Linked DNA regions of Homo sapiens: regions 2, 3 and 4 are each linked to region 1. The links are chromatin contacts, found by Hi-C or POLR2A ChIA-PET in ENCODE. All regions are on one chromosome and are shown on one strand. Each heading gives the region's core, a stretch centred on a gene start or an enhancer-like site at or near the end of the contact. The rest is flanking DNA. Distances are from core to core; before and after follow the strand shown. Region 1 overlaps NFIB (nuclear factor I B). Region 2 overlaps LOC105375977 (a long non-coding RNA gene). Region 3 overlaps LOC105375977 (a long non-coding RNA gene). Region 4 has its middle 140 kb from the start of LINC01235.

What was found. A loop is a pair of places that touch in the nucleus more often than their neighbours do. ChIA-PET counts read pairs that join two places held with the same protein, here RNA polymerase II (POLR2A). Pooled maps may share reads with other maps.
Region 2: a loop to region 1 is called in a map of heart right ventricle, with 2.6 times the contacts of the local background. The contact joins two enhancer-like sites. A Hi-C loop is called at or near these places in 15 of 168 maps with a recorded cell type or tissue (MCF 10A, Right ventricle myocardium inferior, ascending aorta and 7 more) and 19 of 50 pooled maps. POLR2A ChIA-PET finds 5 or more read pairs at or near these places in 1 of 52 experiments (MCF 10A).
Region 3: a loop to region 1 is called in a map of MCF 10A, with 14 times the contacts of the local background. The contact joins two enhancer-like sites. A Hi-C loop is called at or near these places in 1 of 168 maps with a recorded cell type or tissue (MCF 10A) and 3 of 50 pooled maps. POLR2A ChIA-PET finds 5 or more read pairs at or near these places in 2 of 52 experiments (MCF 10A and OCI-LY7).
Region 4: a map of ascending aorta shows a loop between it and region 1 (3-fold over the local background). The contact joins two enhancer-like sites. A Hi-C loop is called at or near these places in 2 of 168 maps with a recorded cell type or tissue (ascending aorta and endothelial cell of umbilical vein) and 8 of 50 pooled maps.

What each region holds. Positions count from the first base shown.
Region 1 is chr9:14,094,685-14,098,219 of GRCh38, forward strand. All of the region lies in intron 10 of NFIB (nuclear factor I B), which reads right to left. Among named protein-coding and RNA genes, the nearest start is that of LINC00583, 170 kb to the left of the region's middle. Within about 2 kb of position 1,952, at least 13 of the 41 ENCODE cell types and tissues checked have a DNase peak (open chromatin) inside an H3K27ac peak, as active enhancers do; they include ascending aorta, endothelial cell of umbilical vein and heart right ventricle, where a contact is called at or near this core.
Region 2 is chr9:13,443,387-13,446,921 of GRCh38, forward strand. LOC105375977 (a long non-coding RNA gene) reads left to right here. Exons shown (of 4, transcript XR_929484.3): 3 at 3,084-3,207. Among named protein-coding and RNA genes, the nearest start is that of LINC01235, 14 kb to the left of the region's middle. Within about 2 kb of position 1,910, at least 2 of the 41 ENCODE cell types and tissues checked have a DNase peak (open chromatin) inside an H3K27ac peak, as active enhancers do; they include heart right ventricle, where a contact is called at or near this core.
Region 3 is chr9:13,483,435-13,486,969 of GRCh38, forward strand. All of the region lies in intron 3 of LOC105375977 (a long non-coding RNA gene), which reads left to right. Among named protein-coding and RNA genes, the nearest start is that of LINC01235, 54 kb to the left of the region's middle. Within about 2 kb of position 1,742, at least 8 of the 41 ENCODE cell types and tissues checked have a DNase peak (open chromatin) inside an H3K27ac peak, as active enhancers do.
Region 4 is chr9:13,567,070-13,570,604 of GRCh38, forward strand. No RefSeq gene overlaps it. Among named protein-coding and RNA genes, the nearest start is that of LINC01235, 140 kb to the left of the region's middle. Within about 2 kb of position 1,587, at least 9 of the 41 ENCODE cell types and tissues checked have a DNase peak (open chromatin) inside an H3K27ac peak, as active enhancers do; they include ascending aorta and endothelial cell of umbilical vein, where a contact is called at or near this core.

The sequences.
Region 1 (3,535 bases), core at 702-3,201:
ATCATAAACTGCAGGTGGCTCATGGAATTATTCTAACTGCAAGCAATAGGACTTCACAGTAATGAAAGAGAAACATATTTGTTTCTTAACTAAGTAGGTAAATAGCCTTCTTTATTGCTACTCCTTGGGGACCAACGGTTTTGAAAATAGCATATCAAAATGGTAGCCCATCAAACCTCATTAATTTATATTCAATTGATTCAGAAGTTTTTTGTTCTTAGGGCACAGTGGATTGAATGTTAACTTTACCATGCGTGAGTGCTAGCACTTTCTAAGTAAAATAATAGCATCTACCATTGAAATATTTTATCTAATAAAGAGCACAGGGCAAGAAAAAGCCACTCCATATGGGAGCACTGCCACTAAATATTAAATGTGTTCCTTATAATTACTGCACTCGTTTAGTAAAAAACTCTTACATAATACTTGAAGCCTTCGATATAGCAACCTACACTTAAATAAAAACTTCCTTAAAATGTTCGGTTTAAACATAAATAAGAAAAAAGCTCTTCCTCAATTGGCCAAATTAAGGACTTATAAAAAAATTGTTTGATCTTTTTCAAATTTTAGAACTGAAAATGAAAGATGAAAAATTATTATGAAGATGACTAATTATAAATAAATTACAGTACACACATGCATACATATATAAGAACTCAGGTAGCTGTGGGAGGTTTTAGCCAATTAAAAATTATACAATTATCAGGCTCAGAGCAATTATTTTATCTCCTCCCACAGACCACAGCACAGTGGAGAAGCCCACATGTTGATTTCCAGCCTCTTTCTGTCTGTATTCCTCTCTACCCTGGGCTTCTTTTCAATGCTATTGTTAAAAGTGGTACTGCTCCTCTTATTTGCATATGTGATGCTTTAACAGCAGATAAAATTCTCTACAAAAATGGTGCTTCAAAATAGTGCCTTTCACTAGAGAAAATCACCCAAGGCATACTAAATCAAATAGAAATATAAGTTTTATACAAAGCAAAAAGAGATTCTTTTATAAATGATTTTCAGTTAAAAGCAAAAATCAGCATTATTTGCACAATTTTACCTCTTAAAGGTGAAACTTACTTGTATCAGAATGCTGAAGCATAAAATTACAAATGATTAAAGAACTGAACACATTTTAATATCATGCTTGCTACTCTGTTCACAAGGGCAAAAGATCTTACATGGGCAAAAGATCTTCCTGTGTGTGAAACAAAGTGAGCAAGAGAGAATAATTGTAACTTTCTGCAATTTCAGAATATTCAAAATTCGTGTTCTTCAATTACTTGACCTTAAGATTTTGCCATTTCTTTTATCATTTATTATGTTTATTATGATATTTATTCATTCATAGTCTTTGTTATTTAAGTAAATATGACTAAAAAAATCATCATATCCCTACTAACAGCACTAGCAAAAATGAGAACCAAAAAGGTAAGCTAATAAATGGTGCACTGGCTGTCGAGGGAACTGATTTCTTACGGACGAACTACATCTGTAAATATGGCACTTTACATAAAACATATTCAAATAAAGTAGGGGTTTAATATACTTCCTTTCACTACAAAGGGTTAATCAGCAAGGTTTACATTTGGGAATTTTCAGAATCACGCTCCTCCCTCTCCAGTAGCGCTGCCAAAAATCATCGACAGGAAACGTAAGATTAAGTTTGTCCTACCTAAGCGAACAAAGAGTGCTCTGAACAGGCCACCGGTTTACTGCAGAGCGGGAACTTTTCTAATCCTGCTGGAATCTGCAGTCCTGCTCAGAAAATATCACGGAAAAAAGTTGTTTTCTTTCCTCTAACATCTTGTCTCAGGATCATCTCATTTTGGTCACACTGCAGATCCTGCTGCTTCTCCCATAAAGGTTAACTTAAAGCTCCAAACATAATCATGTGGAAAATGGACATTATTGATTCCTATGGTCCATTGTTCCCCCAACCTAAGTCCCTGAAGTTCAAGTTCAATCTGGAATTACATCATGTCTGGTTTCTCCTGGTTACCAGACGGCTTGAGACGTGACCACAGCTACAGAAAAAACAAACAGCCTTCTTCACGCTTCGGCTCCCCTATCGATTCAAACGTAAACTTTTTTTCTTTCTCTCAAGTACGCTTCAAGTATGGAGCATGGTTAATTTAGAGATTAAGTTCCAAATTAGATTATCTAATGGCATCTTAATGGATTGCTGACCCATTTCCTGTGGGATGGCAGCATGCAAGTCTGGCTGGAATACAATTAATTTCTTAGGAAGTGTTCTGAAGAGTTTGCCTAGATAAAAAGGAAATGTCGTGTTGTACAAATCTTTCTTTATAAATGGAGAAAGTTAGGCAAAACTACGACAAATCCCAACATATTATTCAAAAGCCAGACCACAGATGTTGTGCGTCCGTGAAAACCATATCAAGATCATTTTTAAGAATGGTAATGTTTTTATTTTTGATTTCATAACAGGTGCAAATAATTTTGATGAGAATAGAGTAATTCCTTTAAAAAGAATATTCATATACAAAGACAAAAGTAGTTAGCAGCCCCTTTACCAAACAATGATCATGTGAAATTTTGGTTTTTGCAATTCTCCACCTTGAACCAAAGATTCTTCCATTCATCTACCATATCAGCATTTCTATCATAGTCCCAGAGTGGTGCTAGGGGCCCAGAATGGTGTATAAAAAGTTGAGGATTTGAACACACTTTAGAGCTGACAGCTGAAAAGGAAATTCAGCACTCGGAGAATAAAGCTCCCCCCAGGAACTCCAGGAACAACCCAGCTGTTGTACTGTAGTTATGTGTCAAGATAACAAACTGAGAGCAGGAAATGCTAACCTAGTGAATTCGCGGGGATGTTCTAAGTGTAATGTTGAAATAAAAGTTAACTCTTTATATTACCTAAGGACATACTGCCCTTATCATACGTATGCCACATATATGTGGAGATATACACACACACTACATACACACACACATATAGATGCATACACACACAAACACATATATGTAATACAAACATATGGTTTGCAACCCATTATTGAAAGTTATTTTTTGTTTAAATATTCATTCTTTTGAGAGCATACATTTTACAAAGAAAATGTTATGAACAAAGCAAGGAAAATGGCTGAGGTGAGTGTTATGCAAATTAAGTTACATGGATAAAATGAGAGCTATTACCCCCCCACACTTTTTTTTTCTTTCTTTCTTTTTTCTTTTTTTTTTTTTTTTTTGCCCTCCCTCTCCTGACCAACCAGATCCAAATAACCTTTACTGGCTGCTAAATTTCTCTTGAGAAATCAAGCAACTCTCTAGAATTGCAGTAATAAACGACAATTTCTTAGAAAAACATGTGTAAAGTAACTACAGAATGAAGTATTCAACCCACAGAAAGGAACTGCTAACACATGTAACACGGAAAATAGCTGATAAAAGTCTCTTTGGTGCCATTCAATTATGGCATCCGCAGAAACACAAAAATCCTCCCAATTATTTTAGTAAAATCTTCATTTATTCATTATTTCAGAGGCTGAGCAAATGGTTTGTGTAAACATATCCT
Region 2 (3,535 bases), core at 660-3,159, 650 kb before region 1:
TAGCATAATTACGTGCCAGCCTTTGCCAATGAGGAACATCTGTAGCACAGTGTATGTATATTTATATTACAGTAAACTTGAGTGCAGACTCTCTCTTTCACCCCCTTCTTTACTTTGCCTCTGTTCTGCAATTCTTTGTCCTGACTACAGAACCCGGCAAATGTGTGAAGCGCACAGGCTACAGTGAGCGCATTGTCAGCCTCTCGGGGCTCCAGCGCCAAATGTTATTATTCTATCATTAGCCTGTAGCTCACGCCAGGGTAAACTGTGCTCTGCTAAATGCCTCCAAACCTTTTTTGCTCTTTTTATTTCCCCAGTTATTTTTAAAATGTATCTTTTCCTTCGTTCGCTCTCTGGCACAGAAAGCTTTGCAAAGTGCATCCAACACACACCCAGTTCCCAAATTCGTGCTTCTCTTCCTTCTTTACATTATTCCACTTGCTTTAAAACCAAAGAACCTTGGGCATAATAAAAACATTGAGAGCTTGCCTATACCACAAATATTTGTGGAAAGCACATGGTGCCATTTTGCCAGACTACTCTTATTTGTTAAACTGAGTTAAGTGTAACGTGATTCCAAAAACTGCCTTTAGAATGAAAGAAAAGGCTTCTAAAGCCAGGGAGATAATTACCGCAATCTGGGTTACAGAAAATGCAAAACAAAGGAGCACAATCCCACTTTGTGTGTGTGTTGTGTGTGCGTCTTTTTGTTTCGTTTTGTTTTGTTTTTTTTCTTTGTTGATGTACCCAAACATGTAAATATTCCATGGCGTGTGTTGTACGAAGATGGAAATCAACCCGAATCTTTCACAGACATAACAAAACATACTCTGTAGTGGACAGTGGCATGTTTGTGGTGGGAATATCTTTTTAGGAGGGAGGGCTTTCTGTCTGTCTTTTTCTCTCCCCATCTAGCACACACACACCCAGGAGTTGCAGTTGTCACTAGTTGCCAAGACTCTGACACCCAACTACCCTTCACTTGAAACTGTCAATCCATTTTTGCACACATAAATAAACGTCGAGTTGCAAAGAATTAGGGTTCTAAAATATTTCATATGAATCCATAAACATGCTAAAGAATCTTCTAATTCCCCTCCCCCATGTTTTTTTTATGGCGATTATTATGCTATCAGTCTCCCTATTGTTGGGAAGGTTGTCCTCTGGGATAGTTTTGTAGACCGGACGGTTCTCAGTTTTCCTTTCTTTGTCTGCCAATTGTTTCTAGATTGAAACCACTTTCTGAGAGAGACAATTATTACCATACGTGTATGTGTATGTAAATATTAATAATCATTGCATGTATGTATATTTATGCATACAAAAATAAACACTATCCCCACACATATTTCTCATTTTTTAAGTACTAGTTCTTGCTTCCATAAAACGATTTGTGTTCCCCAGTTTCTACTTCATAAAATGTACTTTATTAAAGAGAAAGAAAGCAAATCTTGTACATTTCCTTGTTTGATGTTTAGAGTAAGTGAACCTTGCAGGTCTGAGCTAAGCTTTTTGGTATGTTTTAGCTGAGTCCAGATTATGGGCTATAGGTTTCGAAACTAACATCATCCAGTTTTCTCAAAAACCGTCGTGGCAGTTCTCTCTTTAAATTTCATCTGGACTGTCTCTAAAAGCCCTAGCTGACCCCATCATGTCCTTCTTTTATTACTAAACATGCTTCTTTCCACATGCACAATGACATGGTATTTTTCAGGGCAAAAGGCAAAAATATATTAGGGGTTTCTTTCCTTCCAGATGTAGACATCTTGTCACCCGAAGAGCAACCAGAGGACGTAGAAAATGGACCTGATCTCAGATGAGACAAAATAGAGCATGTCACTAAGGTGCATGTAAGGATAAATCCATGCAGCTCTAGAAGCAGGATTTGGCAATAGAACTGTCCCATTGAGCCAAAAAGCCAGCCAGGGCATGGAAGCTTGTTATTATGGCTTGCTCTGTGAGTAAGACCCGCAGGGAGGATGTGAAGGCTGCTTAGTGGGAAGCCTGTTTAGAATATGGGGAAGTAAAAAATGAAATGGGTCTTGAAGGATTCCGAGTCTAATCAGGCTGTGGATATTCCTAACCTTCTTAAAATCTAAAAATAAAAAAAAAAGATAAAATTGCAATTATTTTTAATCCCCAAAGAAGATCATAGATCCCATCTTGAAATTCTGTTACATAAAAGACAGGTAGTTCTAAACATAGACATTTTTAAACTACCCATCAGAAACTGGGTGAGAAGCAGTGCATTGGAGTGAAAGTACAGGCAAGTGCTCATGATTAGAAATTAGCACTAGGCAGTTCATGAGGGAGCTAAGGTGAACCACATTCACAATTTTGGTTAAGAAAGCCTAAAATGCTAACTATCACTATCTGAATGATGTTTAGCATTGTTGGCTCTTCTCTTCTGTGTCTTTCATTTTTGTTTCTAAACATAATTGAATTCTTTTTCTCTTCACTTAATATTAGAATGAACTATGTGACATTTACAGTTTGGCATTTTTGACTTACAAAAATATAATTTATATAGTTCGGCCTAACAATTCTGATAATCTAATTTCTTGTGATTGTTAGAGTCAAGTATTACTTTTATTTTGTTTGTTTTGTTTCTTTTCCTCTGCTTCCACATTTAGTCATCCTTCATATTTTAATGCCTGTTGACATTTTGGAAAAGTGAGTATTTGGTTAAATGAAAAGAAACCATTTAAAACCTGTGTTTAATGTGCACTCTAAATTAGATCATTTTCCCTTCAATTCTATTCAGAGGGCCTCTGTATAGAGCTCAGTTTTCCAGATCATTTGGCTACTGCACATATTAGGGCCAGGATGTCATTTTGATGGCCTCAAGGCCTCTACTTCTCTTCAAGTTTTGAAAAAAGGGCAACTTGATTTTAAAAATAATCCATGTAAAATAATTAGGGTCAGAGAGACAAATGTGTTCATAAGCTCTATTCCAGAAAGTGATCCTTTCATAAACTCAGTTCTCCCGAGGGTGGGGAAGGGAGTTTCCATAAAGTATTGTCCATATGCTTCCTAACGTGTGGGAAAGGGAAAGAATGGCTCTTTCCTCCTCTGTTCTCTAGGAGGGGTCATGCATTCTGGAAAATAATGCAGAGTGGTACAGGCTGAAGCGGAGCGGAGAGGACACTGTTTCAAGATTCCTGCGCCAGCTCCTTCGTTGTTATAGAAGTTGGACTAAATAAAAGGGTAAGGACTATCTGAATGAGAATCTAAAATAGCCAATGCTATGAGAGTTTATTCTAGTGAGAGATTTTCAGCGTGTTCTCCAGATTTTAGGGGAAGAAGACATGAATGGAGAAATTAAAGACCAGATGTATTTTATCTCCTCTGTTGCAATTGGACAGCAGAAAAAGCGGAGCCCAACACACATCATCAGTTTAGGAATAGCAATCAAAAGGAGTTTTAAAAATTTTTATATAACATGGCACAAGTAATGTGTTCATAAAAATCCCAGTTCTATTTTACTTCCCTGGCATATAACAGCTTTAATTTATATTAGTTTAAAAAGTCATGT
Region 3 (3,535 bases), core at 492-2,991, 610 kb before region 1:
TTTTTTCTGAGATTTGAATGGAGGTTGTGGGTTAGGTTAGCTACAACCAAGGCCTAATGAGTGTAAATGCCTACAATCTTATTTCTACATGGGTAAGGACAGAAAGAAGTATAACAGAGTAGAAACCAAATGACTATGCCTGGCCTGAGTAAAGGTGAGGAGAAAAGGGGGAACGGTGGTTATATATCAGGAAAGAACTAGTCCTGATCTTGTCTTGTGGCCTACAATGGGATTGTGAATATGGTTAAACAAAGAGTTAGATGTACAAGGAACTAGTATATTTGGGGTCTCAGGCTACTAATGAATGGGTTCTCTGAAGTGAGCATGACATCAGGGAATAGTCTTCGAGTGAAGAACTTGCTACTACAAAAAGGGCTCCAATCTGGCCTTCATGGTAAAGACCAGAACAGGGGGAGTATAGCTATATTCTGAGAACAATATTTACCTTCCTGCCACCAAGATATCCCATCAGAGTCCCTTCGGTGTTTGGCAATTTCCAATCAGCTCTGCTCCAGAAGCAGCACTAGTTCCCACAGCCTCCTTTTTCTCCTGGAGAAAATTTGGCTACATGATTTCCAATGAGCTTTCCCCCAAGAGAGCCACAATTCCACTTTGGCCCCTTTCTCCACCAATGTTGACTCATAAAGCAACCAAAACTGGAAATGTTCACTGTTCCACTACTCTGGAGCATCTTCATATGCTGTGGGATAGCTGGTAAGGTAATGAAAAGAATTTGGAAACCAAGGGCTCTCTCTGTTTTGCTAGACAGTTCCCATTGCCAGGTGTCACTGGTGAGCAAACATCACTTTGGTCCCTTTACAAGTTACTGGAGCTGACTTTCCCTCAGCCACTTTTCTTTGGGCATAGCCGGAAAAGACCATATTATATTCTGCAGCTAGCAACTTCCAGCAACAGGCAGCACATGGAGAAATGACTCAAGTAGACTAGATTCCTCCCATCTCTTAGCCCCCAGAGAGCATATTGCCAAATCTCTGGCAATATTTGGGAGGCAGTTGAGGACTTGGTGGATTAGCCTAAACTTTATGACATACCTGGCTACAGGGACCTGACAAGGGTACGTAAGTTGCATCCTAAACCATAAAATGGCGAACCTTAGCTAGGCTTGCCTTCTACTTCTTCACTTCCTCATGCATTATGGACATTTCCCATATTGCTACTTGGTTTTCTGTATTTGTTTATTGAATGATCTTTATAATTATAATTTGATTGCAGCATAATGATTCCCTTAAGAGGGTGTGCAATAATTTGTTAGGCATTCATTGATTGCTGGATATTTTGGTTTTTTCCAATGTTTCATGATTATAAATAATGTTGCAAAGATATGCCCATCGCTTCTTTTCTTATTTTAAATCATTTCCCTAGTGTGCATTCCCAAGAGTGGGATTACTGAGTCAAGTGTAAACATTTCAGTTAAAGAAATCCAAGGGGAAGAACACATTCTATACACTTGAAAAGTAAACTATGAATCTGGAAAATACCAGTTGACTGGGGCTGAATCTGCACCATTTGCATTAATTTAAAATGAAGGTAAACCTTCCTCTTCTATAACTAAGTCCTGTGAAATAGCATCAACCACATAGGCTCTACCAACACGCTGACCAAACAGACTTAACTGCAGGCCTGTGATACAGCACAACAGAAATTATCTCACCCTTGGGTTCAGTACAACATCCAATTGCATTATCATTTTCCCAGTAAATAGCGCTTGCCATCTCTAACTACAGCTGTGTGAAACCAACAGCGTCCACTTGGCGGGGAATCACATTCCAAAGTGTTACTCAAGTATTGTCCAGAAATAAAACTTAAATCATCTCTCCTGGCTGGCTGAGTGTAAGGTACTTTCTATTTACCAAAGGCTAAAATCATGCCTTTTAAGCAAACTTTGGCTTTAAGTATCAGTTTTCTGACAGGGGAGGGTATTTTTATGGCCTCAGAATGTAAGGTGAACTCACAAAACTCTTCCTTCTTCCTCTTCCCATGGTTTTTGGCATTCAGAATGTATTCCTGGAGCTCTACCTAAAGGCAAATTCCACAGTTGTCTTACCATCTCCCAAGGGAAACATATTTCACAATAGTTACACTAAGGTAATATTTGTTTCACATCAACAAAAATTTATTGAGTGTGTATGCAGCAAGGCATATAGGAAGAATATGGGCTTGACTATCGTACATACTTGCTGTGTATCCAAAGACATTTATGAAATTTTCCTAAATTCCAATGGCCTCATCTATTAAATGAAATGAACAATGCCACCTTCACGAAGTAATTGTGAGTTACAAATAATATAAATGAGAAAAGTGCTCAGTATACAATAAGCAGTCAATACATGTGAATTCTTTTTCCTGGGTCCTAAATGGAATACTGAAATGAAAGACACAGTTTCTGTTCTCAAAGCCTACAGAATAGCAGATGAGCACAAACATAGCTATGATACCAAACAGCCTGTGACAAGTATCATAAAACAAAAACAAAGTTTGGAGAGAAAGAACAAGGGGAGAGAGAGATGTCTACAGAGTGGTCTAGAGTCAGTACTAGATATGTTTTAGATAGCAAACTGAAAATAAGCATGGATCTGGACTCAGCGGTCATGGGTTTCACCGAGTAACCTAACTTCTTTGAGACTAAGTTTCTTCATCTGGAAATGAAAGAACTTAGATTCCCACTTTACAGAGATTGAAAAGCATAATTCTCTTTTGTAACTATAACATTATTTGTATTTTGTTAGTTATTTTAATAATGAGAACTCCAAATTTAAGTATCTGGATGGCTAGGTGCGGTGGCTCACACCTGTAATCCCAGCACTTTGGGAAGCCAAGGTGGGCGGATCATCTGAGGTTAGGAGTTCAAAACCAGCCTGGCCAACATAGTGAAACCCAAACTCTATTAAAAATACAAAAATTAGCTTGGTAGTGGCCCATGCCTGTAATCCCAGCTACTCAGGAGGCTGAGGCACGAGAATCTCTTGAACCCGGGAGGCAGAGGTTTCAGTGAGCTGAGATCGTGCCTGGGCAACAGAGTGAGAATCTGTCTCAAAAAAAAAAAAAAAAAAAAAAAAAAGTATCTGGGAATGCTTTAAGAAGGTGGTGGAATATGAAATAAATAAATTTTATAAAATGGGTTGGGTGTTGACCACATATTAGAAGAATCAGCTGAAGGAGCAGTTTAAGTAAAAGATCTTGGGTAAGAAAATGTACCATCGGATGAGTGAATGATTTAAATGGAAAAATACTGTAAAGTTACTTGAATCCATATGGGATATACTTCGTATGGATAGTTACCTGAGCATGCATTTGTGTGTTATTTGACATCAGGGGAAGCTCTTGACATTTTTTAAACGAGAAGTAAAGCCACTCTCGTCTCAAATTTTAGAAAATAATTCTCACAGTGGTAAAGAGACGGCACAATCCCCATCCTTTGTTGAAAAACCATGTATATTACACATCAAGGAGTCAGCAATTCAATTAAAGAGGTTAGTTTTAAACATCCTGTGGCCTGAATTATGGTCTCCAAAGA
Region 4 (3,535 bases), core at 337-2,836, 530 kb before region 1:
ATACAGGCGCCCGTCACCATGCCCGGCTAATTTTTTGTATTTTTAGTAGAGACAGGGTTTCACTGTGTTAGCCAGGGTGGTCTCAATCTTCTGATCTCGTGATCCGCCCTCCTCGGCCTCCCAAAGTGCTGGGATTACAGGCGTGAGCCACCGCGCCCTGCCCCATGTGTGTACTTTTTAATATAATACTCTACAATAAAATTTCAAAATACATAAATTTTCATTTTGAAAATTTTGAAAAAATAAAGAAGGAATAAAGGGGGAAAATTAAGAAAAAATCACCTGTAATCCTAGGGCTTATAACAACTGCTGTTAACATTTTCACGTAGATGCTTCACACATAATTAAGATCACCCTGTATTAACTATACTGTTTTACAACCTATTTTTTTCATTAAGCAAGCATGTTACAAGCCCTTTCCCATGTCAGTGAATATTTTTCTAAAACATGATTTATGTATATACCATAATTTTCTTAGCCATTTTCTTATATTTTAATAATTATATTTCTATTTTTAATATTTAAATATCACTGTGTGATATTTAAAACCACACAGTGAACTCTTTTGTATGTAAATATATTACTTGTTTTAGTATTTGGCCAAGATAACTTTCTATCAGTCATAATGTTTAAGGATTTTTGTGCACGTTTTTTCAATTTCCTTTTAAGATTTGAGTTCATTTCCCTCAAATCCTTAACAATATTGAGAATGTTTTTCAGATATGCATTTTGTAGGTGAGCATTCTTTCACTTCTACATTTTTGTTTTTTTAATCCTGAGATTGAGCGTTGTTTTATATTATTAGCCATCTCTGCTTCTTTTTTTGGAATGCCTTCTCCTAGTCTTGGCCAGTTTTTTGTTTTTTCCTATTAGAGCATTCCACTTCTCTCAGATTTCTCAGTTTTGCAGTATCCCGTTGTCCAAACTCAATATTTCATTCAGACTAAAAGTTAGACTTTACTTGCTTTATGAACTAAGTTCATTTCTGTCCACTCACGCTTTTGGCATCTGATCCTGTTTGTGTTTCTGGTTTGAGTTTTTAAACTTTCTTCTGGGTTTTAAAAGTTCATTATAACCAAACTTACTACGGACAAAACAGTAATACTTTGTGGTAGAAGATATGAAGATTCACTATAAACTATTCCCAAGTGTAAGGCCATAGGAAAAAAAAAACCTAATTCTCACTACCATTCCCAACAGTCACCATACATATCCATGCTAAATTATAATTACAATTTTTGACCCCAAAGTTGTGGCATCCTAGTTTTAGTAGATTGAGCTCTTTCTGGTTTGTGCCGAGCATCTGGCTTGTAGATGAACTTTGTCATTTCTGTATTTTCTAAAAGCCTGTAAAAACAAACATGCTATTTCCCTCATTGCAGTAATGTCCATTAGAAAACACAAAGCAAACTGTATTTTCAACCAAGCACATGGATTGCCTGCAGTTTCCTCTCATTGGGGTTTGTTCTTCCTCCATCACAGTTGTGAGAAGGCTGTGTGTGATCAGTATTTTTGTCCTATCTCTATGAAAGATGACTTTCACATTCTCCAGTTTGGGCTGGTCACTGATGAAGTCACTGCTGGAAATGGCTCAGCCGTGCTGGGCAGCAGAGGGGGCAGATGTCTTTCTGTTTTATTCTTCATTTTTAATGTGCCCCGTGGCAAGCCTTAGTTCCTTCTCTCTGTTGGTCTTGAACCTTTACCTTTATTCTTCGCTTACTCCCATTGTTTTTTTTTCCTGCTGTCACTTACGGTGGGCTCGGGGAACAATGTTGCAGGAACATAGAGCTTTTGAGGGAAATGTAAATCGCCGGCGACACTGAGTCCCGTCTGTTTTCTCATCGGAAAGCAGCATTTCAGAGAGCTGAACTGGCGACACTGCTTGGCGAAGACACGCCGAGTTCAGGAATATTCCCTGTTCCCAGGCCCTGGTTGTGTCGAAGTGGGACTTTCTGAAGAGGGGGCACTCTGGGAGAGACGGGAGCAAAGGGGCACTTTCAGAAGCAGATGCTCCTGGCTTCGGAAGGAAAGCTGCTCTAATCGGAGTTCAGCCGTCTAGCAGACAATCCACAGCTTTGGAGAGAGACAAACAAAAAAGAGTCTCTTAGTCTAGTGCATAAATGTAAGAGGCTTGTCTTAAGTGTGTGTGCAGGACTCTAGCAGGGCTAAAAATGTTATGCAGAGTTTAAAGTGAGGCATTGTTTAGGTTTTAATGAAGGCAACCAATTTTTAACAACAGAAGTTCTGTTGCTGAATCCCCCTCCCCTTCGCCCTCAACATTCAGTTCCTCTGCCCCTGCACCTGCTTTCATTTTTGGCTTCTTGGCACTGATGTTCACAGAGACATCAGCTGGCAGTGGCAAACCGCTAAAAGCTCCCCTGCAATGCAGCTCTGCAAATGCCAGCCATTTATCCACTGGTGCATGCCAGCTTAACGTAAGGTCTCCCTTTCTCCCTCCAGCCCCAGCCCCCTCGGCCCCCCAGTTTTACTTCCAAATGACAGTAAATGATCCAAAGTGAGCAGTGGTTTGGCCCTTTGAGTATCCATTAAGTGTGGCCACATCTATTTGCTGCATCTATTTGCTGTGATTATAATATTTTGATCCAAAGAGTGTTGCAGAAAATTTAGATGACAATACTATTTCTTCTGTTCAATAAAGAGCTATTGGCCCACAGGCTCATTTCTCTCTCCCCAGCAGATGGTGGGATAGTTTCTTGAGGTCTCTTTGACTTGAAATAGCCTTTTTGTTTTTGTTGCTTATTGAGAGCCAGTTGCCCCAAATTTATTGAATAAAGACATCCACTTTTCAGTTTAAGCTAAGCTCCAATAGATAAATACTGACTTGGAATTGGGGACTGATGGACAAGCTGGAAAGGCAAAGGGGCTGTTGGAAGTTAAGTATTCAGCACAAGGCTTTGCAGTTTCAAAAACGATGCTTTTAAGTTCTCCATTCACCACAACAATTCTGGCTGTATACTGAGAGAGTGTGAGAAATCTGTGAGAAATTCGACATATATTTATTTTTCTTGGAAATTAGAGAATATCTTCACAGTGTACACTCTGAAGGGCTTTTGTTTTGTTTTGTTGTGTTTTTAATGATCTAAACCATCTGGGGAGTTGATAAAGGATGTGATTTTTACAAGCTGAGTTAGCAAAGCCTATTGCTAAATCCCAAACCTTTATCCAGCCTACAGATAAAACCAGGGTGGGAGAGCTTCCCTTCCAGCTCTGAAACACTATGATCCCACGTATGCCAAATGTTTTAGTATCTGGGTGGTAAGAAAAATAGAGAACTGACTAAGGGAGCCTGGCCCAAGGATCCAGAAATGGACATTACTTTTTCTTCTTCTTTTTTTTTTTAAGATTGGTGGAGATCACAAATTTCCAGAAAATGTGTCTGAAAAATAAGCCAGCATCATATTTTATCTGGGGCCTTTATGGTCTTTTTTTATCCAGGGACAGGAATTAGCACTTGCCAGTATTTCTTAGTCATCTACTTCTCAAATCTGGAGTCCAAAACCTGTCTTATAATACT